Linked DNA regions of Mus musculus: region 1 is linked to region 2. The links are chromatin loops, found by intact Hi-C in ENCODE. Cell type or tissue: left cerebral cortex. All regions are shown on one strand. Links, peaks and the distances in the headings refer to the core of each region. The heading gives the core; the rest is flanking DNA. Region 1 overlaps Smyd3 (SET and MYND domain containing 3). Region 2 overlaps Smyd3 (SET and MYND domain containing 3).

The links. Hi-C counts contacts between places; a loop is a spot of excess contacts. Peaks named below come from ENCODE experiments on the same cell type or tissue, not always from the same donor. Only the 100,000 strongest peaks of a DNase experiment are listed, where the experiment ranks them.
Region 1: a loop joins it to region 2, with 1.9 times the contacts of the local background. A loop is called at or near these places in 2 of 42 quality-filtered maps.

The regions. Positions count from the first base shown.
Region 1 is chr1:178,982,018-178,997,900 of GRCm38, reverse strand. The region is part of intron 10 of Smyd3 (SET and MYND domain containing 3); the gene reads left to right. Among named protein-coding and RNA genes, the nearest start is that of Gm46249, 210 kb to the right of the region's middle. In left cerebral cortex, for the core only: no CTCF peak of the experiment used is centred there; a DNase peak (open chromatin) is centred at 8,290.
Region 2 is chr1:179,034,366-179,050,248 of GRCm38, reverse strand. Smyd3 (SET and MYND domain containing 3) reads left to right here. Exons shown (of 12, transcript NM_027188.4): 10 at 6,338-6,512. Among named protein-coding and RNA genes, the nearest start is that of Gm46249, 270 kb to the right of the region's middle. In left cerebral cortex, for the core only: no CTCF peak of the experiment used is centred there; DNase peaks (open chromatin) are centred at 8,071 and 8,240.

The sequences.
Region 1 (15,883 bases), core at 3,375-11,374, 52 kb after region 2:
CCCTATTACTACTAGAGTAGAAGCTTTGTTCTTTTCCTATGCGTGTGCACAAATTGTTCTTTAAGAGCAAAGTTGCCATGAGTCCTTACTCCAGATGTCCTTCTCAACCAATTCGATCTACAGAAATGATTTGCCTGTTCACTGAGGCACATCTGCATGGCAGGCACATGTGCCACATACTGCTCGATGTAGCATTGACTCTTTTAAAAGTCACACACAAACCTTGTCACCACTTAGCTAATCCTGTCGTGTGGGCCACAGATTATAGTGATATGATTGCAGACTGTAACATATAGTTACAAATTACATCAAAGAAAGAAAGACATCCCATCATGGGATCTTCATACAGTAGGCCCCAAGGAGGGGCTGCCATGGGCACGACCCACCACAAACAGCCTCAGTCCATCCTCTAGAAGAGTATGAAAAACTGGTGTCTTATTCAGGAAAACCTGGGGATGACAGGTTTTCTACTGTCACCTGCAAGCAGAGGGCCTTGGAAACTATATAGCAAAAGCATAGGACAACTGAGCAGTGCTGGGGTCCCAAGCAGCTCCATGTGTTACCCCTCCTGCCCTGACCCACCTGCTCAGTTTGCAGCGGTAGGACCTTGTTACCAGTAAACTAGGCAGCCATTTTCCAAGGCTACAGAGAATCTCTTCTGTGCTTCTGTCCTCTCCCTATGGGCCATTCCTCAGGGGTCTGCCCTATTCCTGTCTGGTTTATTCCTCGGGACTCATCATCTCTGGCCATTGGCTTCATAGGGAGCACTGGGCTGAGAGTGACTTGCTCTTGGCTGGCAGGCATCCACGTGCCCGCCTGTGGTCTGAGGAAGAGGGCTCCTTGAGAACAAGACGTGAAGGAAATGGTCAAGACAAATGGTTCAGAGCAGGTCGCATCACAGAGGGAAGCTGCATAGCAGTCTCCGTGGGGATCTGTTACGACTCCTCAGAGTGGTGGGGTAATGCCAGCGACCCACATAGTTTCTGTGAGTCCCAGCACACAGATCTAGGTGAGGTGCCCCACAAGCAGTCCTCTGGTGATTCGCTGGCCTATTATTAAACATCAAGGAGAAACTCATCTAGGGCAGGACAGACAGAGCCTCCTCTGTCACTGTCTGGGGTCAAAGTACATGAAGAGCAGTGTGCGGTATGTGGCCCGTCCACTCGAGGGATTGACGTCCCAATGCAGAATATGCTCGCTTACATAAACTTGCTCTTCACTGTGTTGCTTCCCAGACACTCTGCGCTCAAAGGGGAGGAGAGGGACTTCTAGACTGAAGCTTTCACCTCTATGGTGAGCACAGAGGAAGCTAAACTTCAGGCTATGCTTGCTAAAGCCACTGACCCCAAGCCACAGGTCACAGAAAGAAAGGACCCGGGGGCTGCTGCATTCACTTCAAACAGCTGGATCTGAGAATCCCCAGGAGCCTCCTAGGTTTTGAAATAGCCCATACTAGCTGAGAGCTGCATTTTTTTTTTAAGTAGGAATTCTTCCATTTTCTAGACTAACTTGCTTCCCCCGAGAAACATTTGGCATTTGTGAGTGGTCAGCGAAGCTTACCAGGTTTCTGTGCACCAGACTGCAAATCCAAGCCGCTTAGCATCCTTGAACCCACGTCACAAAAAGCCACATAGTTTCTGAAGATGGTAGACTTCTCTAGAAGGTAGAGGAAGCAGTCCTTGAGTAAGAAACATCTGCATTCTCTGGATCCACCTCCTTTAGAACTCAAAAGATAACCCGGATGGTCATTTCCTTAGGAATCCCAGCTTGAGATGAGACAGGATCTCTTGATGGCAGGGGACTTGCAGAAGAGAGTGAGGCTCCGGGACACTCACTGTCAATCCCAACAGAATGCTTAAGCATCTGTGCCTGTCGCATTTTGTCAATCTAGTCTCACTGAATTTCAACCTGCGGTAGCTTCAGATAAGCACAGTTCATTACAGGCAGCCTCTTCCTGGGGTTAGTGCTGTCCTTCTAGTTGTCAGTGCTATCAGCCATTGCTCCGAACTCTTGTGCAGATTCACAAGGATCGGGCTCCACTTTGCTAAAAGAATCCAGACCTTTTTATCACCATCCATTCAGATGTCTCCTCCTCCTACTTAGTCCTGTGTAGTAAATCTGCATTGCATTTTATTTTCAGTAAAGTGTTGGCACAGCAGGATCTTTGCTTCTTGTACGTAATTATTTAAGTTCCAGATAATCTGTTCATCTAAGTCCTGAAAGAGAGGTCAGACATCCCATCCCAAGAAGTGTGCTTCTGCTCGCTCGCTCTCTCTCTCCCCCTCTCTCCCTCTCCCTCTCCCTCTCCCCCCCCTTCCCCTCCCCCTCCCCCACCCCCTACCCCTCCCCTCTCTCCCTGTTGGCACACTGTAGATACCCTTGGCCTTCATGTTTGTGCATTAACTTTAATGTCCTTGATGTGTAGGGCTTTTCAGAAGGATGGAAGCCTGTCTCTGCCATGTGGGGGACATGTGATTGTTTGTAATGTGGCCTGAAGAAAATTGATCAGTTACTTGGAGTTGGAAGCAACTAAGATGGAGTGATCAGAAAACAAGCCTGTGAGAGAATGGTGTTTTGACTGGAAGAGAATGGCTGAAAAGAGCATGTGGTCCTGAGGCAAAGAATTCCAGGTGGACCACGGAACTAAGAGTTGCTGATGCTGGTACACATTGGTCAAAGGATGAGATGCAATCAGAGTGGGCAGAGGGCTTCTCAGTCTCACGGCACAATTAGAACCCTCTTTCAGCCGCAAGAGGCAAAGTAGATCAATGGTAAGCGGGAAGGTGTAGCCAGAGCCAATAACAGGATGAACAGTCAGGCTGAAGAAGAGACCGGTGAAGCAGGGATGGGGCCTGTACCTTGGCTGCTTGGCCCTGTGTGACAACAGTGAGATTCCTGGCACCCTGGCTCCTGACTTGTGCTGGTTACTATATGTGCACTGTATGAAGTGGGATGTAAGAGAGCCACGTCACCCGTGTTGGGAGGTGCTAATGCCAGGAGGCTGCTGGCCCTGAAGTTATGACTCCTGTGAAGCCTGTGTGTGTCCTTGGGGGTATAGGATCCGGATGTAAGCTGATCCAGATGTGGCTTGATCCAGGCCAGAGACAAGATACCTTCTACCTGAGTGACAGGTCTCCATCTGTGTCATTGAGAGTAGGATACCTCAACCCACCACCAGAGATTCTGTTCATGACAAGGAAAGAGAGCTGTAACTTTAATTTTTCAAAGCCTACTTTTAATGATGGCTCTTAAACGTTTTAATCTCCCTTTTAGCCCACCACCCACCAGAGGTCGTGGAAAAGAAAGGATATGAGGGAGGTAGGTCTGCTTAGGAATGGTTCTTTGGAGCAAATCCCATCTGCACTGCCAGGAAATCAGTTCAGTTCAAGGATACACAGTGGCAGCTTGATCCACTCGCAGACACTTCATGAATATGCCTGCAGTTCAGTTCAGTAGTGTCAGGGTAGCAGCAGCAGTGGCGCTACCTAGCAGAGACAGCCAGGCCTCAGCCAAGTCAGCACCAGTCAGCAGGAGGGACCAAGAGCGACACCAGGAGAACGTCTCTGCTGTGTCTCTCTCAGCAAAGGGAGACCAAGAAGCTATACAAGCAACCCAAGCTTCACCCCCTTCACTGTCGGTCCAGTCTCCCTCCAAACTTCACGTGTACTTCACCGGTCTTGCCTCAGCACATGCGCCTGTCTGAGCTGACATCACTCTGCCAATCCAATCAGCTCGAGTCTGTGGAAGCAGCAAGAAGCCTCAGCACACCACCAGAAGTTTGTGTGTGTGTGTGTGTGTGTGTGTGTGTGTGTGTGTGTGTGTGTGTGTGTGTGTTTCTCTATGAAGTCCTGACAAATGGAACTCAACAGTGCATATGAGGCAGATGGATACATTTGTGTGGTTAGCGAAGAATCCTTTATCACGTGTCCTTTCTCGTGCTTGCTTTAGCAGAACATATTCTCACCTGTGTCTACTTCAGTAAAATGTTCTTTCAGAAGTCTGCCTTAGCCTTTCACCTGTGTCTATTTCACTAAAATGTTCCTTCACATGTCTGCTTTAGCAAAACGTGCTTTCAGTTGTGTCCACTTCAGGAAAACACTCCTGCATGTGTTTGCTCCAGCAAAACACCGTCCAACAACTTTCCAAAGAACTCTGACGTTTGCACTTCAGAGAGCATCAAGGACAGTCAGAACGACCAACAGCAGCAAATTCATTCCATATGAAAACAAAACAGTAGACTAAAAGTCCTAAATATAATGCAAACACTTAAAGAGAAACAGAGCCTTCTGGAGTGAGTGGCCAATCAATTAAAACGAGAATGGGAGAGTTGAATAGAACTGATTAATCTGAAAGCTGTAGTCAACAGAACAAAACAAAACAATGTTTATATATTAAATTGCATTATGACACTGAGGAATTCAGTCAAACAGAAAAATCTTTGCAAAAATCATTTTTTAAAAGTAGCTAGGAGGATGGAGAGATGGCTGAGCGCTTAAGAGCTCTGACTGCTCCTCCTGAGGAAGTTCAGTTCCCAGCACCCACAGTGGGCAGCTCAGTACTGCCTGTAACTCAGCTCCAAGGGATCGGGTGCCTTCTGCTGGTCTCTGCAGGGATCTGCGAGAGCACACGCACACACACACATACACCACACATACACACACACACTCACACATATACACACACACTCACATACTCACACATACACACATATTCACATACTCACACATACACACACACTCACACACACACACATACACAAGTTTATTACTAGATTAAAAAGAGAGGGAAAAGAAAGGCACAGGTGTATGCCATATAAAAATTACCGTGGTCCATGTGATGAATGAGTTATGCTAAAGGAAGCTGTGACCAAGCAGGACAACCTGATTTCAATCTCTGGGACCCTGGGGGTAGATGGAAAGAACCTACAAGTTGGCCGTGGTTGTCTACAGGAACGTGATGGCATATGTGTGCATTAAATACACACATACATACATACATACATACACATATACATATATACATACATACATACATACATACATACATACATACATACATACATAAGGAAAGTGACAGCTTGAGCTTTGAAAGTCTTAATACATCGGGACACCTGTGGTAAGTAGGTCACTGGTCATTTCCCAGAGAGCTTTGGCACTGCTCCATCCTGGCCAGAAATGAGGCAGCAGGTGGAAGTCTCCTGAACAGGACTACAGAGAGCATGCTGCTTGCACCTCTGGAAAGCAAGCCTTTGCCAGGGAGTGTTGCTCCGTGTGTCAGAGCTATGAGGGGACATATTTCATCATCATCCCAACCCTGGGTGGCAGTAGCCACAGAGGTGAGGGGACAAAGCCAGAGGAGCCCTGTGAGTGTCCTATGTACCTTCCCACGCCAACCCCTGCTTGATGGCTCCCTTTCTGCTACAAGGGTCACATTTATTAAAAACAAACAAACAAAACCAAGCTATGTGCTAACTACAGACTATTTGACCTGTTTATGAATCATTGCTTAGCAGTATCTTGACAGACTCACTTTGTGCCCCATTGATCTGGTACCTCCAGGAAAGGATAAACTAGTAGAACGTCAAACTCCCATGTTCCTGAGGGGTTAATAGGATGGAAATATGGCCTCCTAGATTGAATAAGGAGCTTGCTTATTGCCCATCATCACAACGCACCTCTTTTGGGGTCTCCTGTGCCATGAAGATTAAGCATAAAAACCTAGAAATCTGATAGCAAAGAGAACCCCTGCTAATAGCTCTAAGCACCCCCCAAAAAACATTAAAATACAGACTTATTTTGCAGTATGTTATGTTATGTGACTTAAGCTAAGTCATCAACTTTTGTGAATTTTAATGTCCACAGTAATGTTTGCCTCCATCCTCCATTCCTGTAACAGGAATTTATTGTAAGCAACAAATAACAACTTCTTAATGAAATGGATGAATGTCTAAACCCCTCGGAGGGTCCTAGGATATGGTCTTAGCTGTATCAATAATCCAGCCTATGGGTAGGATTCTCTGCTCACCTCCCCCGTCTCTGCCTGCCCCCCTTCACTCTTTCTCTCCCCACTCCCTCTCTCTTTCTCTCCCCCTCTTTCCACCCGTCTAAACTAGACATTTTGTGAAGCAGTCTAATCAGGTGGTCCTGTGTCACTGAGCCTGACAGTGAGAACTTCTAGGGAGGAAGGGAGTGGCTCTGAGGAAAGGGAAGTGGCGGGCATTCTGGAGGGACATAAACATAACCACACACAGGGAAGGAAGATGAGGCCTCAGGATAAGGCTGGCAGTGCCACATGGGGTCTCTGCTGAGGATTTTCCAGTGATTTCCAAAACACAGGATGAGTGGCTCTAGCCAACAGTCTGGCTGGGAGACTAGAAAGGAGCAGAGGAATAAATTGAATTTCTGCAGAGCCGGTGCCTCCCGATGCTCACAGGAGGTTCACACAAGTCTCCCCCACCCCCCACCCCCAACCCCTCTCTCCCTTTCTTTTCTAAGAGATAGGTAAACTCATTACCTTCAGAAAATGATAATCCGCCCGGCAGAGCCCTGCTCCATGGCCCCACTCAAGAAAAACACAGACAATGAACATATAAACCTCAGTTACTGACAAAGTCACAGTGCCACTCTGCCCTGACTTTGGGACTCCCGCAGTTTTCATATGCTATTTTGCAGTGTCCTGGCGTTCACAAAATAAACCAGCCCTTTGCATTAGCAAGCATTCCAAGTGGCACTTTGGGGCCCAATGGGGGATTTGGAAGAACGCTTCCTGTGCCGGACAGACCTCTCTCTTCCTAGGTGAAATACCAGTTTCCTTTTCCTGGCTTCACTCCCCATTAGATGCCTGGAGCAATTTAGCAAAGGTATCCGCTGTGGGTAGGGAGAAAAGTGACCAGACTAAGGAGGTGTCTGTGTTCTGGGGTATCTGGGAGGCCCTACATCTGGTGTAGACTTGGCTTCCTCATGGTGCATCATGTTGAATGTGCACAGGCAGGGTGAGGACTCCCACTGCAGCCCCTCTCTTAGATCCTCCTAACAACAACAACATCCACATTTAAATAATTAACCCACCTCTGTTTTCCCTGGAAAATAATTTGTCCAGAAATATAGAGTGAGTTGAGCAGGAAGTGCATTTACTTCACAGTGGAAACCAGTAGGCGTGCTGATGAGATGAAGCAGGCTGCAGTCCAGGTCTAACTCCAGGTCGGACCTCGAGCTTTAGCTCAGCGAATTTGTGGTCCATGAAGATGTCCAGCCATCTTAACTAAAATTGGCACTATCCATGCACACGACTCCAGGGGAAGCCTGAAGTCCCTGCTCTGACTGCTTCTAAACTTAGCCTGGCCTTGGCTAGAAACACGAGTGTGTGTGTGTGTGTGTGTGTGTGTGTGTGTGTGTGTAGTTGGCTCTGGGTTTTCTGGAAGTGTTGGCATTCCCAGATGCTCAGGGTGGCTCGACTTGGAGCTAGGCAGAGGTAGCATAGTCACCTTCGGGACCGATTCCGGCTCTCTCTTACCTGGACCTATAGCGCCAAAGCAGTAGATCACTCTGAGCTCCACTCATTGACTCAGTAGTCTGGCATCCAGTGCGGTGTGTGATTCACACGGCAGGCATAATGGTGGTATTTCTACATCCATGTTCCGCGCTCAGGGCACTCTTGCCTATTTATTCTATTTCTTGAGTCCTTCGTAGGCACTTGAGGAGCAGGGTTTTGTGCCTGCTGTTCCCACTGCCCCAAATATTCTATTTCACTTTCAGTCTAATTTTGATTTATCTATATCAACCTGTCCCCAACCAAAAAAATTTTTTCTCTTCTCGGGCTGTCCCGGCGGGTTAGGCTCGTTCTGCCTGCTGGATGCCTTTCGCCATATTTGTTAGAACCTCTCAAGTACCCCACAGGATTTTGAAAACCCAGCTGTGGAGAAATGACGTTCACCTAACAAGTGAACCTTTTCCAAGGCCTTGATGAGCTCAGCCATCTAAAGGAAGCTGGGAGATGTTCATCAAGGGAAAGTGCCCTGGGGAAGGCAATAAGAAAGGCACTATGAAAGTCTCCAGCCCAAAGAGAAAAAGCAAGGTTGTCAGGAAGCAAGGGATGGAGGGGAGTGAAGACAAATGAGGCTCATTGCAAAATGCTGATGTGAGCCGGCCAAGCATCAGGGCTGGACTTGACACAGTGGCTGGAAGCGGCATCGCTACTGTGGAATCATGGGAGTGCAAAGAAATGGGAACTCTATGCAAACAGCAGCCACAGAGGACTCTAGAGAGAAGGAGACAGAATGCCTTTCCCTGCCAGCAGAAGCGAGCCATTTAGAACAAGAAGAGCAGTCATTTGCACAAGTGTTAAAAAACCCACTTCCAACAGTAAAATCCCTGAAATATCCCTAGCAAGGCCATGGCTCTGCCCAGGAGATGGTGTGTGATCTGGAAAAGTAATGAGAATGCAATGGGCATTGTGAAGACGCTGTTCTAATGAACACACTTCCCTTTGCCCCTCCCCGCCCCTTCCAGCAAATTCTATTACTCCACCAGCCTGCTAGCGATCAGTTGGGCCTTTAGAGAATAGCCTGTGAACGCTGAGTTACTCCACGACAGGATTTTTGAAGACAATGTAATCTGGCACTTCTCAATTTTCTCTGATTTTGTGCAGAGAAAATAGAAGAGTGTCATAAATATTTTCTGCAAATAGTGTTACAAAGAGAAGCACAATTGGCAACAGCAGTGTTCTGCTATTTGCTCGGATGCTAGATTCTGGGTTTTCTGTAGGAAACAACCGCACTGGCAGACTCATTGGTTTCACGTTTCTCTGACACGCTTCTTTTTCTCTCAGGTGAGTGATGAATTCGGCTCTGCCTGTGGACTCCTGGTGGTCGGGTAATACTGGGCTGTGGGGACTTCCATGCTTAGCAGATTCAGGGTATATTAGGGGCTATTGAAACTGATCGGAAATGTTATATGTTAACCCAGTGCACAGAGCTGCCTACAACAAAATGTGTGGGGAGGGGAGGGGTTAGTGAGGTCCCGAGATGGGATAGAAAGAAGAACTGCTGGGTTCGGATCTCAGTTCTCTGACTTGCAGACAGCGTCCTGGGACCTCAGGTTCCACTTCTGTATAACTGATAATAAATCACCCAAGTGTTACTAGTGGTCGGTGGAATTAGTGGCTTTGAAATTGCTTCAGAGTTTAAAAGCACACACTTAAGCCCACTGTGATAACTTAGTGGCCCTGGTACTGAAGCCCAGTTTTTGTAACCCTCTTTACCTTCTTAAGGTTCCATTACCTCCACTGGCCCAGCATTGCCACCAGTTTCAATGCAGTGCTGAGTTTTACAGAGCTTTGCTCTCAACTGTCAATCTCAAGCTTAAGTAGCAACACACTATTGTCTCCAAGAATTGTTAAGACAGAAACTTGGGCTGGCAAACTGGCTCAGTGGGTAAAGTCACTTTCTGCCAAGCCTAGTGACTTGAGTTCAGTCCCCAGAACTCATGTGATAGGAGAGAACTGACTCCTACAAGTTGTCCTCTGACCTTCATTCACACTTGTGCCTTGGCACCCACCCATGACCCTCCCACATTAGTAAATCCCTTGTTAATAAGTAATTGTAATGAAAAGGGAAACTTCCTATAAACCTAGATAAATGCAGTCGTCAAATATGAGTGTTCTAGAAGGAATCACCCAACCACAGATAGGAATTAGGAATAAGGGATGCTTGTGAAATACTCTATATTATCCTTTTGGTCCCCCAGGAGGAAGCACACTAGGGCACATTAGAAAAATTGCATGTGCGAGTAGAATCATTTGTGTGAGTGATAGAACCCCCTTTATCTGTTCTGAAACACTCCCGGACACTCTGGTCATCCCGCTGAGGTTCCAGATGTGATAGAATCGGAACGAGTTATCCATGCTACACTCACTCTGACATGCAGATATACAAAGTGTGTCAGTGTAGGGCGCTGATTGTTTTACGTCTATGCATTTGGGAGTGGTTTCTTGAACAGCCATGAGTAATTGGAGCACATATTGTTTAGCTGTAAATCTGGGAGTCCCTGCATATATCCCTACCACGCTGGGTTTCCCAGGGGTCAGTGGAAGCCTGGGAACAAAGGGCCATGAATAAACATACCCAGGACTTGTAAGAGAACACAGGCCTGTTCCCTTTCTCAGTTACTGTTCTTCTGAAATCGATAGTTGGATAGTTGGGCTCCCTGATGGTCTTCCCCTTGAAGGTTGTGTTGTGTACTCTGGGTCTTTTGCCTTTCTGTACAAGTTTTAGAATTCTGTGGATCTGCAGAAACTCATGTTGGGATTTTGATAAGAATTGTTTGGCCTGGTGGAGGCCAAACATCTATCATGGGGAGTTCGTGCCTTTCTATATCAGTGCATGAACTCAGTGTGGCTTTCCATTGTATCTAGAGTGCTGATTGATTTAACCTGCATCATGTCACTTTTCAACATATTCATGCCATACCTAGAATTTTTAAAACATAATATATATATATATATATATATATATATATATATATATATATATATATACTTAAGTAATTTTAACTGCCCACTGATTAGGATTCTCATGTTATAGATAAAATATATGTATTAGTTTGTGTTTATTGAATTTGTATCCTCTGGCTTTATTAAATTCAGTTGACTTCAGGAACATTCTGTTTTGTTTTGTTTTCTTGAACCAAAGATCAAGTCCAAGGTCTCTCATATGCTAAATAAATTCCCTATTGCTAAACTGCATCCCTAGCCCTCTTTGCTCTTTTTATTTTGAGGCTTATGAGGTGGCCCAGTCCGACCTTGAGATAGTCTGTATCCCAGGCAGGCCTTGAACTTACAGTCTTCAAGCATAGCCTCTCTTGTATCTGGGGTTGCTGGTTTGTGCCACCAAGCCTGGCATCTTGGGATGATTTTTAAAATTGCTTGATACTTTCTGTCCATTTCCTACTTTCAATCATATGATCTATAATCAAAGACTTTGTGTCCCTTCTCGTGTGCATTGTGTCCCCCTCTTGTCCCATCTTCCTGCACTGACTGCAGTTCTGCACTGAGTTAAGTTGAGCAGAGTGGAGACCGTGGGCATCCTTGTGTTAGCATCCGTTTTAGGGGAAAAGATTCAGACTTCAGTATTGCCAGTGGCATCATGATCCAATGCCCTTTCCCAGTGTTCTTTGACTCTCCGCATCAGATCTGTAAGTGGGCAGAGGATGAGTACACTCGGTGTATAGCTAGTTCTTGTAGTCAAATGTACTCTTGTCTATTAGGAACTTATTGACTGAAATGGAATCTTCTGTTGCCATGCCTCTCTAAGTAGATTGAAAAGCAAGCATCCAAAATGCCCTTCTGCCAGGGCGCATTAGCTATTAGCCCTGTCTTGTCATATTATTTGTCTCAGGGTTTGTATCAGTTTTCAGGCTGACACACCCAGCCTCTCAGTCCTCCCACTGCCCACCTCTCTCTGCCTTGTTATTCCCAGGAGTCACAGTCTGTGCCTAGAGTAAAGGTCCACGTTGGTTGAGGAGAGAATGGGGCGAGAAGGCTTTACGACTGCTGCAGAAGCCACTCCCACACAGCACTCAGTTGTGTGGATTCCTGCTTGGTCTAGACTTAAATTTCTGCTTCTGGATTCAGAGGGTGGGAGGGGTCTTTCCCAGCACGCAGGCAGGCTGGTGAATTCATATTCCCATTGCACTCAGCAAAGCTGTAGTTGAGGAGACATCCTGGACTCAGGCACTAGACAGCCCCTCTGTCTGGTGTTGGTCTGAGTTCTATTTTTCACTTATAAATCTTTCTTTAAATATTTAAAATCTGTGCTTGTGTCTTGGTGGATATTTTAATAGCTAATTGGGAGTTCTGTAATGGAGCTAACTTGTCTGGTCCCATTGTAACTCTGAGTATACTGAATGATTGCTAATTTTGTCTTATGTGGCCAGTCATACTCCCTGCTTTCAGTCCTTAAGGTAGGGCTGGGAGGGTAAGTCAGTGTAGAGCACTTGTCTGGTGCTCACAAGGATCGGAGTTCAGTTCCCAGCACCACCCAATAAGTAATGGAGTAAGTAAATACCAGATAGCAAGCTGCCCGTGCTGTCCATACATTATACTTGAGGGAAAGATGGAAGACATTGCCAGGTTTTCTCAAAACCATCAAATTTTACTCAGTCTTTGGACAAGGAGGATGGGCCCAGTGGATAAGGCACATTCAATGTGAGGATGAAGACTGGAATTTGGACCCCCAGACCCACATATCTGGGTAGTCATGGCAACCCCTTCTAATCCCGTTCTAATCCCCTTCTAATCTCTGAAGACAGAGAAGGTAGTCACCAGGCACGCTAGCTATAAGAGTAGCCAAATCAGTGGGTTCTCCATTCATCAAGAGTCTCTGCCTTCTAGCAACCAAGGAAGACACCCTACACCTCAGCTTCATGCTTCCACATAAATGTTCATGTGCACAGATAAACATGAACATGTTCATACACACATACATGCATAAACACATACACACTACCACCACCACAACACATACTCAAAAATAACAAAATAAAATAAACTTGATTGTTTGCTTCTTCTGTGAAATGTTTAAATTTTTGAGTCATTTTCCTCTAGACAATGACAAAACACACATGGCTTCCAACAGGGGGACCCTTTACTGGACCATCCTCTCTCCCATATCACCTTTCTGCCCTTTAAAAACCATACTGCTTGCCGGCTGAGGAGATGACTTCAGGGAGTGAAGGTACAAGCCTAATGACACCAGGTTGACCACTGATGCCCATGAGAAAGCCAGGTGCTGTGGTGTCCATGAGTGATCCCAGCGCTCTGTTGATGAGGCAGGAGGCAGAGACCGGAAAGCACAAGCTCCTAGGCCGGCTAGCCTGGAGCATGCTATGCAGTAGTCACAAGCGACCCTAACGATAAAGGAAGCACTAGTCACACATGCACTGTAACATACCAACCTGTGCACGCATGCGTGCACACACACACACAAACAAACAAGCAAATACATAATACATCAAAACACTGGCAAAGTGTCTGCTGCATTGTAGAAAACTGTTAAAAGTCTTACAAGTTGAAAGTATGAAGGAAAATAACTCACGACTCTAAAGACTTCTCCAATCACAGAAGGAGTTAGAGTGATTTTTAACCTCCAAGTAGGGACTGGTTATATAATGAAGCATATAAACTGGGTATACAATGCTGGGGTCTAAAGGGAGACATGCATTTTGGGTTCTAGGGAGGGGCAGAAGTTAGCTGCTGCATCTCCCTGACCCTCCGCTCTGTCAGAGGAGCGTTCATTAGCAGACGGAAAAGTAAAAGCTCTGAAGACTCAAGTATTGAAGTATTGGAAAGATATATTTCCTTTTCTAAATCCTGTAGAACTCTGGGGAGATCATTAATAAGCTCACTCCTTTTAACTCTTTTTAAATTACTTGTTTTTGATGCAAAAGGCTAGGTTTTTTTTAATCACATAGAGAAATGTTACATTTTTAAAAGAATCCACTTTCATGCAAAATCGGGATATTACATGCATATTTTGAAGTCAGGACTGGTGGTTTGAATTCCATCCCAGCTACATGCTATGCGTGCGATCTCAGACTCTGAAAAATTGTGTACCACAGCTACTTAAAATTTAAGATATAGATAAAAGCAGTACCTATTAAATGATTGTGCTCATTGATAACAGAGAATGGTGAATGTGAAATAATATGGCCCCTGCCATCGTCATCAATAAACTTTGCGGGTTTGCTGTCATTTAACCCTTCCCCTCCCCCTTCTGTATTAACCTCCCTTCCTCCCCCTCCCTCCTCCACAGATGGAGCCCCTTTCCCAACTTCCATTTCTTGTTTCATATCACCTTATCCTGCTACTCCCTCTCCTGCCCCCCATCAGGTCCCTGTTCACATGGCTCTTGTAGTTAGCCCAGGTTATGCACTCGTACCTGAAGATTTGGAAATGGAAACCACAGAGAACATAGAGCGCCTGACTTTCCTGGTCTAGCCTGCCTCACTTCTCACTCAGTGTAGTCTTTGCTAGTCCAGCCATTCACTGGAGCATTCCTGATTTCAGTTTTCTTCTCAGCTGACTTGTGCACATGCACATTTTCACTCTCAGTTCATCCACTGAAGGACATGTAGGCTGTTTCCATTCCTGGCTGTGGTGATTAGAGCAGCCATGAGTATGGCTGAGCGAGTATCCATGCAGTAGGATGGTGAGTCCTTCGGGCGTATGCCAAGGAGTGGTACAGCCAGTCCTGTGGTAGGTTTGTTGTAATCTTGAGGATTCCTCAGACCTGACTTCCAGACTGGCAGCACCTGCTTGCAGTCCCTCCAACATGGGGTCCCTTCTCCATATCCTCACACAGCATGGGTTCTCAGTTCTTTTCTTGATCTCAGCCATACTGACTGGGGCGAGATGAAACCTCAGAGATTTTAACTTGTATTTCCCTAGTTGCTAAGGTGGGTTAATACTTTCTGAGATACTTCTCAGCCATATTTTTTTTATTTAACTAAGAATTCTTTTTTTTTTTTAGATCCTCAGCCCATTTAAAAAAAAAAAAAACTAGGTGAAGTCATCATATATAAATATATAAACAACAAACATGAACTCAGCTGGGTATGTGTGTGTGTACATATATATGTAATAATGAAAAAATCAAAGAAAAAGAGATCATTGATTTGAGAGGGAGATGAGGGGCATGAGAGGAGTTGGAGAAAGGAAAGAAAAGTGGAAAATGATCTAATTGTATAAAATTAATTAAATTAATTTATTTTTATTATCTTTTATACAATATTTTTACACATTGTATGAATTTATTCATATGAACATCCTGGCTAGGTAAATCCATAAAGGAAGAAGGCAGGTCAGTGTTGCCTAAGTGTGGGGATAGAAGAGAGGATATGAGGAGCGTGGCTGCCACGGTTCCTTTAGAAGTGAAAGAACATTCTAAAGTTACATTACTTTGAGTAAGCTAACTATTTAACCATTCTTAAATGCAGGATATAAATGTCTTTACAACTCCAGAATGGTATACTTTAGAAAGAGTAAACCTGGGAGAGATGGCTGAACAGTTAGGTGAAGTGGAAATTTCTGTTTGTGTCCCGTGATGCAGACGCACATGATGTTTTGCTGAGGCAACATGTGATGTTTGGAGAGATATACAATATATTTTGATCATGTAATTTCCCCTCCCCCAGCTCCTCATCAGTCCTCCCCACCCAGCTTCATGTTCTCTCTCTCAGGAAACATAAATAGGTAGATAGATAGATAGATAGATAGATAGATAGATAGATAGATAGATAGACAATAGACAAAATCTATTAAGACAAAAAATAACAAAGCAAAACAAAAAGTACTCAAAAATACATGGAGTCTATTAAATTAAAAAAAAGAGAGAGAGAATATGGAACTGGACTTCTGTGTTGTAGGCTCAGGCACGGTGTGATAGCCCCTTCTTATCAAATATGAAATGGCTGGTTGGAAGAGAGAACTGTTGCAGACTGAGTCCTGCAGCAGGGAGCGAGTGACACTGGGCTTCCTTAGTGTTTTAAAACTACTCGTGCTGCTTAGGATCAGACTGTGGCTATAGTAAGTTCATCCCACAGAAGAAGATGGCAGACTGGTGCTCATCAGAGAGTGGAAAGGTAAGGAGGAGAGATAGGTTAGGAAAGTGAGGATCAATACACAATAAGAAAGGAGTCATAAGTTCTTGGTTCCTGAATTACTAGACTTCATGTAGACTAAATATGACCACGTGTGCTCTTTTCCAAGACAGCCAGAAGACCTTGACGGTTCCCGACATATAGATGCTAAGTGTCGGAGGATATAGGAGTGTTCTTTTTATTTCTTCATTACATCATGTACAGGTATTGAATCATTGTGTTGTGGACCC
Region 2 (15,883 bases), core at 3,676-11,675:
CTTTGCTGGAAGTTCGGAGTCGGTGGACCCAGAGCAAGGTCTGAAAGTGGTGTGGGGAGTGGTCCAGTGGTGGGGAGCCGCCCAGGAAGACTGAGGTGAGGTCAGCACTGATGCTCTACAAAAACTATCACCAGTTAATAGTATGGCCCAGTAATACCACTGATTGCATACCTTACTAATAGTGGCTGTACTATTAGTATACTAATAGTAGGGAGGTAAGTTGTAGGTGTTTTGTTTTCCTCTGTGTGCAAAAGGTAAAACTCATAGACCCCCTTCCACCTATAACCTCTCTAGTCTCTGGAAAGGAATGTGTGAATCCTTATAATTTAACACCGCTGACCCTCAGCCCTACAAACCAGCCAGGGAACAGCAGTGGTGGGATTCTCGGTTATACACTTTCTTGGCATAAATGATAAAGAATGCAAATAGGTCAAAGTTCAGAGCCAAGAGAGACAGCATGTGATGGCATTGTCTAGGATTCCCGGACGGCACCTTACTGTGTAAAGGGACTCCCAAATCAGGGACAGGATTCCGATAGGCATAAGCTGCGACAGGCAGAAGGCACTGTCCTTAGAGGATTCCATGTGGACACAAGTGTGATGGGGAACTGCAGGTATGAAAGAAACTTTAAACTATGAAATGATCACCAGAGGCTCATCAGACACTTTGTGCTGACCATACCCCCAGGCAGGAATGAAATCTGCAAGTAAGCTACCCAATCAGTAATGTTAGAGAATCGTGAAGGACAGAGAAGATAGGTAGGTGAGCGGTTCTCCTCTTAATTGTGAGTTACAGAAATCAGTAGTTAGGTAAGTTTGTTAAAGAGTCTGAGCAATGAACTCATAGTTGGTTAATAAGAAATAGAAAAGAAGGCTGCCACGTCCAGGCTGCTGTATGGATTTACTACGAGATGTAAAGTTTGCATCTAGATTTCATTAGAGGGTTTGAAAAGAAGTAGCCAGGATATTTGGATACTAGCAGATCCAGGCATCTTACTCGATGATCAAATGATACAAACGTCACTCTGGGGGGCTCTGTCTCCTGCACCTTTGATTCAGTACTTCAAAGAGACTTTCCAAGCATGTGTAGAGATGGAAGGGAAACAGAGGAGAGACAGTAGAATCAAGAGCTCAGTAGATCCTTGGCCACTTAAATGGCTATTGAATTCCAGAAGATGAACTTCAACAAGAATGTATAGAAAGTCTTCTATTTGGGGCAAGAAGTTGAAGGACATAAATCTGCATAAAACTTGGCAGCTGAACACAGGAAAGGACCCTATTGCTTTGGTAAATAGCGAAATTTAATAAAGTGTATGAGTATGTTCTAACTCTCCAGAGGCAACTATGATCTTGGGCTGTAGTCATAGAAATTTAGAATATAAAATAAGAAAGGAGGTAGCACAGGGCTGAGCCTATGTAGACTCTCCTAGTCATTCAGTCTGGGTATGGCTTTAATAAGTCGGCCTGTAGAGAAATTAAATTCGTTATGAGGAATGGAACAGAATTAAGGAGGAATTTGAAACTCCACCTGTCAGCTTGATGGAAGCTATGGGGAAAACAGTTGGCTCTGGGTTGGCATTCATAGACTCGAAGTTGCTCTTCTGCCATGGATGTCTTGTTCTCTGAGGTCCTACACAGCAGAAGTCAGGCCATAGAAGACCCTGAAGCCTTTCGGTCTCACCTGGATGAGACTTACATAGAAACTGATTCTGCCAGGTATTTGGGTAGTCTTCATCCACCATGTGATAGAGGCAGAAATGACCAGGCACAGTCTAGCACTCACACCTCCCACACAGTGGGACGGTAATCATGCCAAGCACGAGGTGCTGTGGTTCAGATGAGTCGCTCTCAAAGATCCATGTGTCAGAGGCCCAGGGTGCCTCTAGTGAGGACTATGGCTGACGCTTAAGAGGTGAGACCCGCTGTGGCCGTGGGTGATTATCACCCAGTGGCAGCAGCGCATATTCCTCAGTACCCGCTCCAGTGTCCTGGATTCCCGAATGAAAGACATACACACACAGCTTTATATTTTAATATGCCCAAAGCAGTTCAGTGATGGAGCCACTCCCAAACCTCCAAGAGGCTAGCACATTTTCTCCTTCGACATTCCTGAGTTATTACTTACTAAAGTCTATAGTCCATCTTTGCTGCCCTAGACCCAGTGGGTGCGGGGGTGTGTGTGTGCTGGGGCCGCTCCTCCCTGGCTCTTGAATGATTGATATACCTCTCTTTTGCAGCTCTCAATCCTGGACCTTACTCCTTTCCCAGCATGGTGATTCTAAATCCTCCTTCTTCTCTCCATTCCCCTTGCCCACTAGTCCCAAAGTCCCACCTCTGTCTCCCTGCCCAGCCATGGGGCAGCCATTGTTTAACAATCAGAATCAACTGGGCTCAGGGACCCTCAGCATGGGCGGGATTCTCCTGCAGTTTTGGGAACCCAATTAACATAATACAAGTGTTAACCTAAATGCACAACAGCCTCCTGTGAAGCCATTGGGAGAATGCCTTTAAGGGGACCTCATCTGTGCCTGTCTCTGCTTCCAGGCTTGAAATATGAACGCTTATTCTGACACCCACTCCCACCAGTGCCCTCTGGTGCCCTCACCAGAGGCCAAATCAATGGGGCCCCTGAAACTTGGACTTGAACCTCCATAACTCACAAGCCTGTCTTTGCTTCATGTGATATTTTGCATCAGATAGTTCATTTTAATCATGCAAAACAGAATAATGCAATACAGACTTTGGTAAACACACATATACATATATACGGGGAGGGGGGAGAGAGGAGAGGGAGAAAGACAAAGACAAAGACAGGGATTAAGGCTTTTTAAAGGAGGTGATAGCTGTACTGTATCTGGGGAGGTGAGTGGGATTTTTGGCAAGCCATGAGGGAGAGCATCTCAGTGGTAAGAAACGTGACGATACACAGAAGGTGACATGACGTGATGCTGGTGCTTGCCAGCATGCCACCCATGAGGAAAGAAGCTAGCGGGAATGGGCACAGAGTTAGTTTTTATACAAAGCGGCCCAGAATGATGCTAGGCAGAGTAGCATCACTAGATGTTCACAGACCTTGCTCTGGCGTCCTGTCTTAAGAAGCTGAACTAATCCTCAAGCGACTTCATTCCCATGTCTGTCTATCTGTCTGTCCCCACCCTCCTATAGTCATTTGGAGCATTTGAAAGAAAGCCCCCATCCTGCACTCTGGTCCCTTCAGTTCAGAGCTCAGCACCTCAAAAGATGAGCAGTTATAGTAGATGCCACAGGTGGCAAGGCTAAATCTGAGCAGATCTATGACTGCATTAGCTTAGGAAGAGACTTGTAGCTAAAATTCTTCCTCCCTCTGGACCCTGGAGCGGTGTACATGAGAAGTCTCACCTTGTTTGCCAGGAGATGGTTTCCAACAATGTGGAGGGAGGTTGGTATGAAGTCCTTTGCTGCTTGGTGGAGGTGGGGGGGCTAGATTCGTTCCTATGAGTGAGTACAGATTATCACATCTGGTTTCCACTTGCAAGGCACCCCACCTCATCCTCTTGATGAGACAGAGCACATTATGGAAATGAGAAGACAATAACAATGGGGATCCAGCAAGCGATGTTACAACAAGGCTCAAGCCTTGCCACAGAAATGTCTGGCATTGTGTAAGAGACAGCCATTCCTCCTGACAGTTTGTCAAACATCTAATCCTGGAATGAAAAGCCACAGAGGTTAGCACGGCAATCTGTTTCAAAATCAGCGTATTGCCTAAGAAACCGCTTTCCCCCAACCTCTGGGGGATTCGTTCAGCAAACTTGAAACGTCCGTGTCACACACATACAAAGGAAAATCACCAACTGTCAATAACTTCAAATCACTGTCTTCAGTACGCGAACCCCTTCTGGGATCCGAGCCAGGACTCACCCTAAGAGGTGACATAAAGGGCCCTCAGCTTGAAATTCTCCCTAAGGAAATGGCGCTCTGGAGTAAAGTGGTGTGCCTCAGCTGAGAGGAAACGTCTCTCCTGGGAGCTGCTTACATTCCTGGTTCCCAGGTGTGGCTTGGTCGCTAGAAGGTGCCACTGTTGGTGTTTCAGGAGCAGGGCTATGCAGGCACCAGCAGTGGAGAGGAGTAAAGGAGCTTTGTACCCATGGGCTCAGGGTGTACACAGGCCACAGGGTGAGGTTGCTGTGTTAGGACACTGATGAAGAGGACCTGAGTCAAAGTTTAGGGGAAGTGCATGGGACGGAGGAGAAATGACTCAGTCTTCCATTCCTCTACTCTTCAGCTTGTCAGGCTCAGGGGTTGTGACCGGAAGGAAAGAGGAAGGTACATCTCTGCCATGTGCTCTGCACACTTTCCAGCCGTATCCATGACACCTGAGAACTCCGCCTAGCTCATGAGAGGACAAGAAAAGATTTCCCTCCGTTTTAAGACTCATTGTTTTATTTGATTTTTACTGAGACGGGCACTTTATTTTCAGCCTACCTCAAAGCATTTGACTGTCTCAAAGCTCCAACTCTGACGGAGGGTGGAACTAGCTTAGATTTGAACCAAGCTTAATCGAAGATGAGGCTCTCTGTACCATTTCTTCTATAGTTTGAGTCTTCGAATGTTTTCCCCAAGTGGATTTCTAACATCAAAGCGGAGTAGTGGTGGGAGAGGGCAGGGAGATGCCCAGGGTCAACACATCAGGGTGCCAGACTGCGATGACCCCAGCTGAGTCCCGCACGTGCACACACGCGCCTCCAGTGGAGGAAGCCCCAGGACTCCAGCTGCCTCTCTAAGAGGATGGAGTTTCAGTCTGCAAAGGTGAGGATGGAAGCTAGACCAGATACCACACCCCTGTAGGCCCAACTACTCGGGACACTGAGACAGATGGGTTAGTGGAGCCAGTGGTCTGAGGCCACTCTGGGGAACATGGAGCAGCGCATGGGGAATGGAAAATCACCGAAGCCTCACAAAACTCATTACTGCCTTAATTGGCACATGGTTAATCAGAAAGTCAGAGTTACTAAGCAGTGGGTCTCCTTGTTCTTAAAACAGCATGTTTCCTTCTTCAAGGTACACTTAAATAACTCTTCTTAATAATTTCTTTCTATCTATCTATCTATCTATCTATCTATCTATCTATCTATCTATCTTTATTGAGGCCAGACCAGGCAGTCCTCTGCTGTGTATGTGTTGGGGGCCTCAGTCCAGCTAGTGTGTGCTGCCTGGTTGGTGACTCAGTATTTGAGAGATCTCAGGGGTCCAGGTTGGTTGAGACTGCTAGTCCTCCTACGGGGTCACCCTCCTCCTTAGCATCTTCCAGCCTTTCCCTAATTCAACCACAGGGGTCCCCGGCTTCTGTCCATTGGTTGGGTATAAGTATCTGCTTTTGTCTCAGTTAGCTGTTGGTAGGGCCTCTCAGAGGGCAGCCATGCTAGATTCCTGTCTGTAAGTACATCATAGCATCAGTAGTCATGTCAGGCTTTGGGGCCTCCCCTTGAGATGGGTACCAATTTGGGCCTGTCACTGGATCTCTTTTTCCTCAGGCTCTTCTCCATCTTTGTCCCTGAAGTCCTCCCTTCCTCCCTCCCTCCCTCCCTCCCTCCCTCCCTCCCTCCGCTCTTTCTGTCTGTCTGTCTGTCTCTCTACGTAGTCCTAGCTGTCCTAGAACTCACACTGTAGGCCACACTGGCCTAGAACGACCAACTACCCCTGCCTACCAAGTGCTGGGATTAAAGGCGTGCACCATCACACCCAGACTTTAATATTTTCTTTCAGTGTTTGGGTTTCAAGTAAGAATACATGTATTCAGTTAAGTATAGGTTTGGCTCGCCTTGTTTTATAACAAACAAATGTGTTTCTTCAGACAGCTGCACCAGCCGCAGGCCTGTGCACTGGTGTAGGTTGGGTTGCATGCATGTCCGGGACTCGGATGAGTCAGAAGCAAGTGCATGCTTCCCCTTTCTCCCAAGGGATTCTTTTAAACAGAAATAATTCCACAGTAAACAATTGGAAGCTGAACTAAAAACTCCAGTCCAGTTTAATAAACACCTTTGCTCATTTCTCAACTAAGTTGAAAGGAAAGATATACAAGGGTGAAGAGGGATTGTTTGTTTCTTTGGGAATTTTAATTCTGCTAAAGTACAGGCCGGGTTAGAGACTCGTTTGTTGGTTAAACAGAATTTATTTTGCTAAGATGTCACTTGAATGGGTTTTTGTCTCTCAAGTACGTTTTCCAGGCTGCCCTTCTGTGCAAAATAATGGGAGCCTCCCCCCTCCCATGCCTGGAAACTCTTCATGCTTTAGACGGCTCTGTTCACTTCTGTGTTTTCTTGATGAAGACAATGAGGCCTTAACTAAGTTAATAACAGAGTGGGAGCAGGTTCTGGCGCTGTGCCAGGCGATCATAAACAGCAATTCCAACCGGCTTCCCGACATCAACATCTACCAGCTGAAGGTGCTCGACTGTGCCATGGATGCCTGCATCAACCTGGGGATGCTGGAGGAGGCGTTGTTCTACGCCATGCGCACCATGGAGCCGTACCGGTGAGTGCTGGGCAGGGCAGGGCAGGGCTGGGACTCAGCTGCCTCCACTGTGGGCTTGGGATGGGATGGCCGCTGTTCTGACTGATATAAGACTGCTGTCCCATCAAGCATTCCTACCAGCAGTTAGCATACAAAACCAAACCTTCTCTCATTCATTCCCGTTTCTTCACATATCCGACAGTCACTGGTAAAGCTGTTTCCAGGATCCTTGACCTCTGCTTGTTCTGAAATGAGTTAAATACTGTTGCTGTGTGAGAATGGGTGATTATAATACTGTATGTGGCTTGCAGTGTAAGGACAAACAGGGAGGGGCCAAAGAGGAGCACATGGCTCAGTCCTCTCTTTGGATCGACTATGCAGGTGAGGGTGATAGATCTGATGCTCTTAGGCTAACAGTGGTGGTGGGTCTCCTCTGTCAGAATTCACATTTGTCAGTGATTGTGTGCACACTGTTGGCCCTTGTAGCCATCTTGTGACCAGGTAAGAGAATCGGAGGCTATTCTTCTCCAGTGAGTCATTGGATCAGAGAAGAAACTATTGGTGAACTACGAGTGATTCATTACATTATGTGTTGTGCATGCACACATGTGTGCATATGTACATAGCATGGTGTATGTGTATACATGTGCATGTGTTTGAAGGCAGGACCTAGCTTTATGGCCCAGGCTAGCCTCCAACTTGTGATTCTCCTCCCTCTGCCCTCTTTCCTAGCCTGGGCTACAAGAATATGCCACCATAGCTGATGGAGACTTATTTTTTCCTGCCTATGCTCAGCTCCTCCAGGTGTGTATGTGCTAGGTGGTCTTGTAATGTGGAAGAGCTCCGAGAGGAAAGGGAGGCTGAAGTCAAGTGCTAAAGGTCTGGGCAGTACAGCAACAGTTTTCCCTGGACAAAGAAGAGAAATCGAGGTTGAGAACAAGCCAGCGGTGAGGATGCAGGGCAGATGAATAATCTGAGAGCCGAGTTACTCAGTGCCCAGCACAGGGCAGGTCACCACAATGAAGACAGTGGCTACATGGGATATAAAGGGGGCCGTGTCTGCAGAGCAGGACACCTTTCCTGGGTGTAGTCTTCCCCATTCTACAGATGATACATACATGGCCTAGCCAAAGAGGGTGAGGCACGGGGAGAATCCAGACCTAGACCTCTGGGACATGGGACAACAGGTACAGGGAGTGGTTCTAAGTGAAGCAGGTGGGGCACTGCCTGTCCTCCCTGGAGGGGAGCCTCGGGTGACAGACAGCAGGGAGGGGAAATTACCTCAATCTGCATGTCAAGAATAGAAGTAGGTTTAGGATCCAGGCTGTCACTATCAAGAGAGATATCCATCCTGTGTGACCCTAGGCCAGCAGTCAGATCTGGGCTGAGAAGAACCTGAAGATAGCCAAGGCCCCTGTAAACAGGTAGGTGTCAGAGACCCACAAGCCAGCCAAGCGGCTCCAGACCCATGGGTGTTTCCAGACTTTGGCAGCTGGCTGCTTTTGTTCCCTTGTGGTGAACAGCTTTGGAGCTGTCTGTGAGTCAGCTCTAATCTAACGTGTAAGATGCTGCCTGGAGGGCTGAGACCAGAGACTTTCCCATGAGCAGTGGAATGTCTGTTAGGGGTGAGGAATCTTGTGGGTTTTCTGGAAGAATGAATCAAATACAGAGAGATAAGGCCGCTCTCTCAGAGCCGCACTGAGCGTTGACGTGGCAAGCAGTCTGTGATGGTTGGCGCAGTCTCTGAAGGCTGGGGCCTGGCCTCGGGAGCCCAGAACACATGCAGCACAGTGAATGGATGGACCCAGGCCAGGAGCTGCAGACTGAGAAATTCTGCCTTTCTCCAAGGGCTCTGTGGCAGCACAGTCCCCCATCCTTGTCTGGCTGGCTTTTGAAGCAGATTCTTGCCTTATCTTTTCCTTCACTTTGCCATCCAGTCTACCCTGCCAAGGCCAACTGGAAATGGCCCTTTAGATTGCCCCACCAGTAAGCTCTCAAAGTTCTGATTGCATTTTAATCCTCTTTTGTACATGTGCAGAGACTTCTGCACAGCACTGACCCAGCCCCACTTAGCTGGCAGTTCAACCAGCGAGCACTCACGTCAAACAGAAACTTTCTGCATAGATGAGGCCACGTCCTCCACAGCATATTCCCTCGTGTGTGAGAAACTTTCAATTACGTTTTCGTGGCATTGGCCAATCACGTTCTCCCGGTAAATGTGTGTTTTGTCCTCGTACACAGAGACAGGTTTTCAAGCCTGTTTCATTCTCTTCTCCCTAGGGCTTGCTCTGCAGCACGCTGCCCTGGCCCACTTCCACTGAGTAGGACTCGTGCCATTTGCCATCAGAGGGACTGTAGAGCCAACTTGATGAGCAGTCTAGAACCCACACAGTTAAGAGACTCAAGGAACACACTTTGCCCTTTCCCTTTTAGCTCAGGACAGCGATATGGGGAGCACAGACCAATGGGTGAGATGCCCCATGAGCCCCTGTCAACCTCGGAACAGGAAGGGAATGGCAGGTGGCGATGGCTTTCATGTGCTGTCAGTCACCTACACAGTGGCCTGTGGCTGCTCTAGGCCAGCCTTTGCTGCCGTTTAGCCAAGGACACGGACAGTTAGGGAGGCCTGGGTTACTGATCTGTGACTGGATTACCATCTGCAGGAATAATTTGACAATGTCAATGTGCTATTTGTCGTGCCCGGATTGAGGTCAAGCCTCGACTGAGCACTTTGTCACCGTAACCTTGGGTAAGCTTCAACTGCTGACCTTGGAGGACAGTGTGTCCAGATCCCATCTTTGTCGAGCCCACTGTTTTCAACCCCCTGCTTTGCAACTCACTTATTTTTACCCAATAGATCTCACTTAACTTTATGGTGCAATTTACTACAGACCTTTTTTTTTTTTTTTTTTATTAAGTCTTCCACAAGGCAAAATGTCTGAGGCAAAATGTCCGAGGCAAAACATACCTCATTCTCTCAACAGATATACATGGTGCTATCCCAGAATCGTGCCGTAGTTTGATTTCCAATCTGTTCACTGTGTCAAACCATGCTACGGTTCAGATCAAACCATTTGATTCCTCTTCGTGTGCTGATGTGGTCTGATCCTCATGGCATATCAGTACAAACTCCCAACTGCTTGCCTGCTCTATTTCAAGTCATGCTCATTTTAAATTTGGGTAGCTATCATCCCCAAATTTTACCCTACCCACCACAAGGTCACTTTGTCCACAAGGGAATATGAATAAGATGACTCTGATCATGTATCATCATCATCCTTAAGTAGTAGTAGTAATATAGTTGCCTTGATCTAAATTTATTTCAAAATATATCATGGCCTTCTCCATCCCCTTAATCAAAGCCTATGGTGAGATTTGTTGATATTCATTTTGGTCACAATAGTATTTTGTGCCCCTGGTAATGACACAGTGTGAGTCACCTGGGGGCAATGCAGAGAAGAAGCAATGGAAAGAACACTGGAGGCCTGGGTGCAAATGTCCATGGTCCTATGCCATAGAGAGCTGGGAGAAAGGAGGGGTGCCGGGGAGAAAAAGCCAATGAAAGGAGCCGATTCCAGCTTAGACAGGTATCTGTCCTTTCTCGTCAGGGAGAATAGGGTCAGCAGGAGGAGAAGGAAAGTATGGCTGGGGACTGGCAGCCATGACATGTTTACAAGTCAGGAGGTATCAGTAACCCAGGAGATGCTGACATTACATGGCTGTGGCATCACCTGCCATGTTGCTTGTCCTTTTGTGACTAGCCCATCACTTCTGCGTTTTCTCCAGAGAACAGTTAACCGAGAGCCCAAGGAAATGGCCGGACCAGTGAGGGATACAAGATACAATTTTCTCCTCGGATCTCAAGTGCTTTTTTTCCTGTGATTCATTGACAGATCTTAATATTTCATTCATTTTTCTGTTGCCTTAAAGCCTGACATAGACAGGACTGTCTACAGCTGAGACCATCCCTATAGCATCGCTGACCCTGGTATAGACTGGGCTGTCTACAGCTGAGACCATCCCTATAGCATTGCTGGTCCTGGTATAGACTGGGTTGTCTGCAGCTATTAGCATTGCTGGCCCTGCATGCCAGTTTGACATCAGTCTGCTACAGTCTGATATAGCCTAGTAAATTATTTCACAACAACACGTTCTCATCGTGTCCCCACATGGCACCCCTCTGCACAGGGGTGCCCCAGAGGTTTTTCTGTCTGTCTCAATCTCTTTTTATAAAGCCACAGATTGGATTAAGGCCCACCACAAAGGCTTCATTTTAACCCAATAACCTCTTTAAAAATCCTACCCCCAAATGCGGTCTCATTTTGAGGTCTGCAAATAAGGGATTATGGGAGGATTAGAATTTGGCCCATATTTTTGGTGGTCTATATGCAGCTCAAACACTGGCTCTTCCCTATTTGTAAAAGTTACCCATCCCAAGGATTGGTCCTTTTGCATCTACTCAAGTCATCATGAGTTTGGGCCTAGTAGAAGTCACCTGTCATTCTTGAAAGAAAAAATAGCCTTTTAGCTTGTAGGGCTTCTATTTGAGTTCAGGAGATCCATGGTTGTGCAGTGGCCCTTGTCAGCATGAGTAGGAGCAACTAGAGTCACCCTGGAGACTTCCTTCCTAACCAGCCATGTAGACACTGGCTGGCTGAGGGAAGAAGCCAGCGCCTTCACCTACTGCCTGCCCCGAGCTCCGGTTCCGCATGCTCAGGACAGAGTCTTACTGCTGAGTTCTGCTGCTTCCTGTGCCAGCTCCTGGGGCAGACTACAGAACCCTGTTGTTTGCCTGTCTGACTTGTCTTGGTGGGCAGTCTTTCTTTCTGGCATCTCTTCTCTGTGCTGGGTCAAAGATCCTAATACCACTTTCCTTCAAATCCTACCACTGTGGGCAGACAAGCAAGAAGAAAGCCATCCTCCACCCTTGGGGCCAAATCACTGGAAACCTGTACTGTTTGGTGTTCCGCCGTGTCTGGGAGCAGTGCGTGTGCCCTGAGAAATTATCTCTGGGCTTCCTACTCATGAAAGCGTTCCTGGAATAAACACATTTCCCATCTCCATTCACTTTTTCTCTCACTCTTCCCCCAAGGTATTACAGAAGCTCTTTGGCTCTCCTGACAGAGAATCTTCCCTTTCTTATTATGACAAATTGTAGCTGATCTGAGGGAATCTTTGGGATGCGGTGTCTTCCTCCCATTGAATCAATCTTGTGGTTACAGCTACCCACAAAGCTAACTACAAAGCTGCCATTTCTTTTCCTTTTCTCACCTCTTGGAAGAGAAAGTAGGCTCTGTGTGTGTGTGTGTGTGTGTGTAGAGAAAGTGATAGATAAAATGTTGAAAGGCTTAAAAATGTTTAAAACTAATTTGAATTACATATAAAGCATATACTTTATGATTATAAAAATTTGGTCAGTACCAAATTCCTTGCCATTTGTTTGTATATTCTGAATAAAATCCATATTGAGTTTTTTAGAAGTTCCCCAAGGTTGGATGAATGGACTATCAACTAAATTGCAAATCAAAGCAAACTGATTTCTCAAGCCTCATAAATGTGATGAGAATAGAGAACGTTGATAGCATTTGTAAAAAACAGTGAGAGGTCCTTGAGAGAAGCAAGAAAATGGCAAGCAAATGTCCTTCAAAATTGTAGTTGCAGCTTCTGAGATAGCCAAGTTATTCTGAGCAAGAAAAACACCCTCTGAACTAGTTAATAAAAAGCCCTTGAGCTTGTTAAAGCAGACTGCCATGAAAAATGGTTAATATTCTCATTGTTCAATGTATCCAAGGGAAGAGGTGCAGCCAGCTGCTAAGATAGACAATGGGCAGCCAGAACCCCAGAACAAGGGAGGCCCCAGCTCCGGTAGTGGTGGGGGTGTGGAGACAGCACCCTGCTCTGCTGAGAGTGAAATGGATGATAGAAATTGCTCTGTCTACACAAAGGACACCAATCATACTAACACTGCCCTTCAGAATTAAAGAGGAAACAATGTGCTCTCACTTGTAATGAGAAGCATCGCTGTAATGTCCTCCCAAAGTGAGATAAATCGAGTTCGCCAACTATAAAAGCATCTTAAGCTATTTGTTAGCCTCAGCTTTCTAGACGAGTAGGTAAAAGGACCTGAAGAGCCCTCCTTCACCTTTCGGCATTCTTAAACCCAAGGCTGATTGCTGTGATTTATTAAGAGCCTGCTGTGGTCTAAGCAACTTGCCCATCCTTGTAACCCTCACAGCCCCACCGAGGAAGGGCTTAGCCGGGCCTGCCTTCCAGAGGAAGAAGCTGATATTCTCATGACTTGTTCTTCAATGATAGAGCCATGGCCGAAAGCTCAAACCTCAGGCACATTTATTTTACTTCCTTTAGAAAGTCCTTTGAGTCAGAGGGAATTTGAGTTCTGGTTTGGATATCAGATGTCCCCAAAGGCTTATGTGTTGAAGATTTGGTCCCACAGTAGTCAAAGATTTGGTCCCACAGTAGTCAAAGTTGACTGGTCATGGTGGCTTTTTATATATCAAGAGACTGATCTGTTAATGATTTCATAGCTGATCGACTATTGGAAGGTGGGACTTAATTGGAGGAATATGCCTTTGAAGGGTGTGTCTTGAGTGTCTCTAGCCGCCTCCCCTCTCTTCTTTTCTCCCTCCCTCCTTCTTCCCCTCCCTCTCTGTTGTCTTCACTGCTATGAGGTAAGAAGCTTTGCTCTACCTCACGTAATTGCTTTGATGTCCTGCCTCATCTTAGGCCCCAAAGCAACAGAATAAGGCACCCGTAGACAGAGGCCTCTGAAACCACAACCCTAAACAAGCCCTTCTCGTCACACATGATTGTGGGTGGGGTTTGTGTTTGGTCACAGTGAGGGGAATGTTGTCAGATACACCAGATTTGGTTGATTATAAAGCAGAGAGTCACCACACTCACACTGCAGAGAGCTATGATCGACTTTCCTCTCCCCAACCCTGCCTTCCCACTGTAGATGGACTTGAACCAGCCCATCATGATTGACAGAAACCCAACTTGACATGTACACACCCAGAGGGGCACTTGCTGCCCACTGAGCTTTACAGCCAGGGACAGGTCAAAAGTCTCCAGGGTACAAAGATACCGTCCAAGTTATATACTGTCCTTCTTTCCCTCCTTTCCCACAGTGTACAAGAAGATAGCTTTCAGCACCTCTGGTTCACACCCTTTATCCCCAAAACAGAGGGTGTGTTCTGTGCTCCCCAGAGCCATGTTTAACAGTGTGCATTTTACAGAGACCACTTTTGAGTCTCTCTAAATATATTGTTATAAGAGAGACAGGCACTGGCAGCCCCTCAGGACTGTAGGTTTAGTATGGGATGCCCATCTTCCAGGAGCTTAGAGGATAAGTAGATTCCAGCAGCTGGAGGAATGGTGCCTACAATGTTCTTCCACTCAGAAATAACCTGGTGAAGTGTCATGTAGAAAAGAATTGAAAGGGAGGAAAGAGATCCAAAGGCCAACAAGCCAGACCAGCAGAGAAAGCAACATCAGAATTCTGCAAGAGCCAATTCCTAGACTCTAGAGGCAGCAGCAAAGCTCACGTGGACTAAGCCGGCTGCTTCAAAGGAAGACTTAATTATAAGGAAAAGGTGGATCTGGGATGTAGGCAAGGTCACATCTGTGGGACACAAGTCACAGAGCTGGCATGCCCACTTAGTTCTGCAAAGGTTCTTGGCCCCTAGTGTGTATCATCTATTTCAGTCAGTAGACAGCTCTGTTCATGTTGGAGATGCCGCCAGGAGAGTACACCTGGATTTCAGCAAGAAGTCTGAAAGCGTCTCTGGTACATTTTCTATAGATAGAAAAATACGGACTGGTGAGATTTAGTTACACCTTTGAAGCAGCTGTTTCTGCTCCCTAGTTATTAGCAGATGGATGGACCCTTTGGGGGAAATGAGTGGGGATATGCCTCTAAGTGGCCTTTAAAAAATGGTCCTAAGTCATCATTTTTATCTGAGTGAATAAAATGAATAAATAGAACTTACACAATCATATTTTTCAAGGGATTCAAAGCTGGGAAGAATAAATAATACTTCAGGGGACAAAACCAAGCTCACAAACATCATTTTAGTCAGAAACATTTGGTGGGTATCAAAAATGAGCAGGGGTTATATCAGAAGTCTACACTAGAGCTTAGGTAGCAGTAAGTTAACAAAATGACATCTACTTCTACACAGTATATATGCAGGGTATCTGTGTATATACTAATATATACAAATCATTAGGATTAGCTGTATGGCATATATTTTTAAATTAAAATGGTTTCTAACCATAAGAAGATAGATTTTAGGTCCTAAAACCATCCAAGAGGACATTCTAGGCAGGAGCTGCTTTTTTAAAGCTGGCATTAGGTTTGTAAGCTCGGTGTTGCCTGCCAGCACTGTGTGGCCCTTTTCACTTGACCAGGATGTGGGAATGGGAAAGCCAGGAGGGTCCTGCTCAGGCCCTCTGAGACCCAGAGAGCAGAAAGAAAGCAAGTACTCCACTTGTACTCCCGAGTTTTCAATGAGAAGATAGCTTTTAATCTAAAAATAACTAATGAGAACAGACACTAATCCCTGTTGAGATGGGCAGATACAATGTAGTTTATCTGGGTTTATGGAAACACAGCATCCCTTTCAAGGAATCTTATTTAGTCCCTTTGCCCTGCTTCTTGATCGTCCATGAGCCCTCTGTCCCCAGGGCTCCAAGCACAGGCACATGCCTTTGTTCTTTAAACAGTGTTCTCCAAAGTAAGTTTCATGGAGATAATGTCCCCCCTAGCTTGTGAATAGTGGTTTCAGGTCACTTTGCTGTTACCAAGGCCCCATGCAAAGCCCGCTACATGGTTTCCAAATATGAAAGTTTGCCAGCAGTTGCTTGTCAGTGTGGTTGGAGCTTTACAGTCTGGATGCCTGACACCTACTAGCCCACCTACCCAGCTGCCTCTGCTGCGGTTCTCTTCTCTTCACTGCTTCTTTTGAATTCTTCCTGACATCATTTCTATTTGTTATGATTCCCTAAGTAACATTTTCAAACTTTTATCTACTAATGCAATTATTTTCACACACACACACACACACACACACACACACACACAGAGAGAGAGAGAGAGAGAGAGAGAGAGAGAGAGAGAGAGAGAGAGAGAGAGAGAGCGCTAAGTAAGCCAAGGGTGGTGGTACATGTTTGTAATTACAACACTGGGAAGATGGAGTTGTCAGGAACTGAAGGTCAGTTTTGACTACATCACAAATTCAAAACCAGACAAACAAACAACAATAAATAAGCAACAGGTAAGCCTAACTAACTAAATGTATTCTATTTTCCCAACCCTCATCACATTTTACATTAAAAAGAAAAATCATTCTTTTATTGGCTTCCTTGAAACA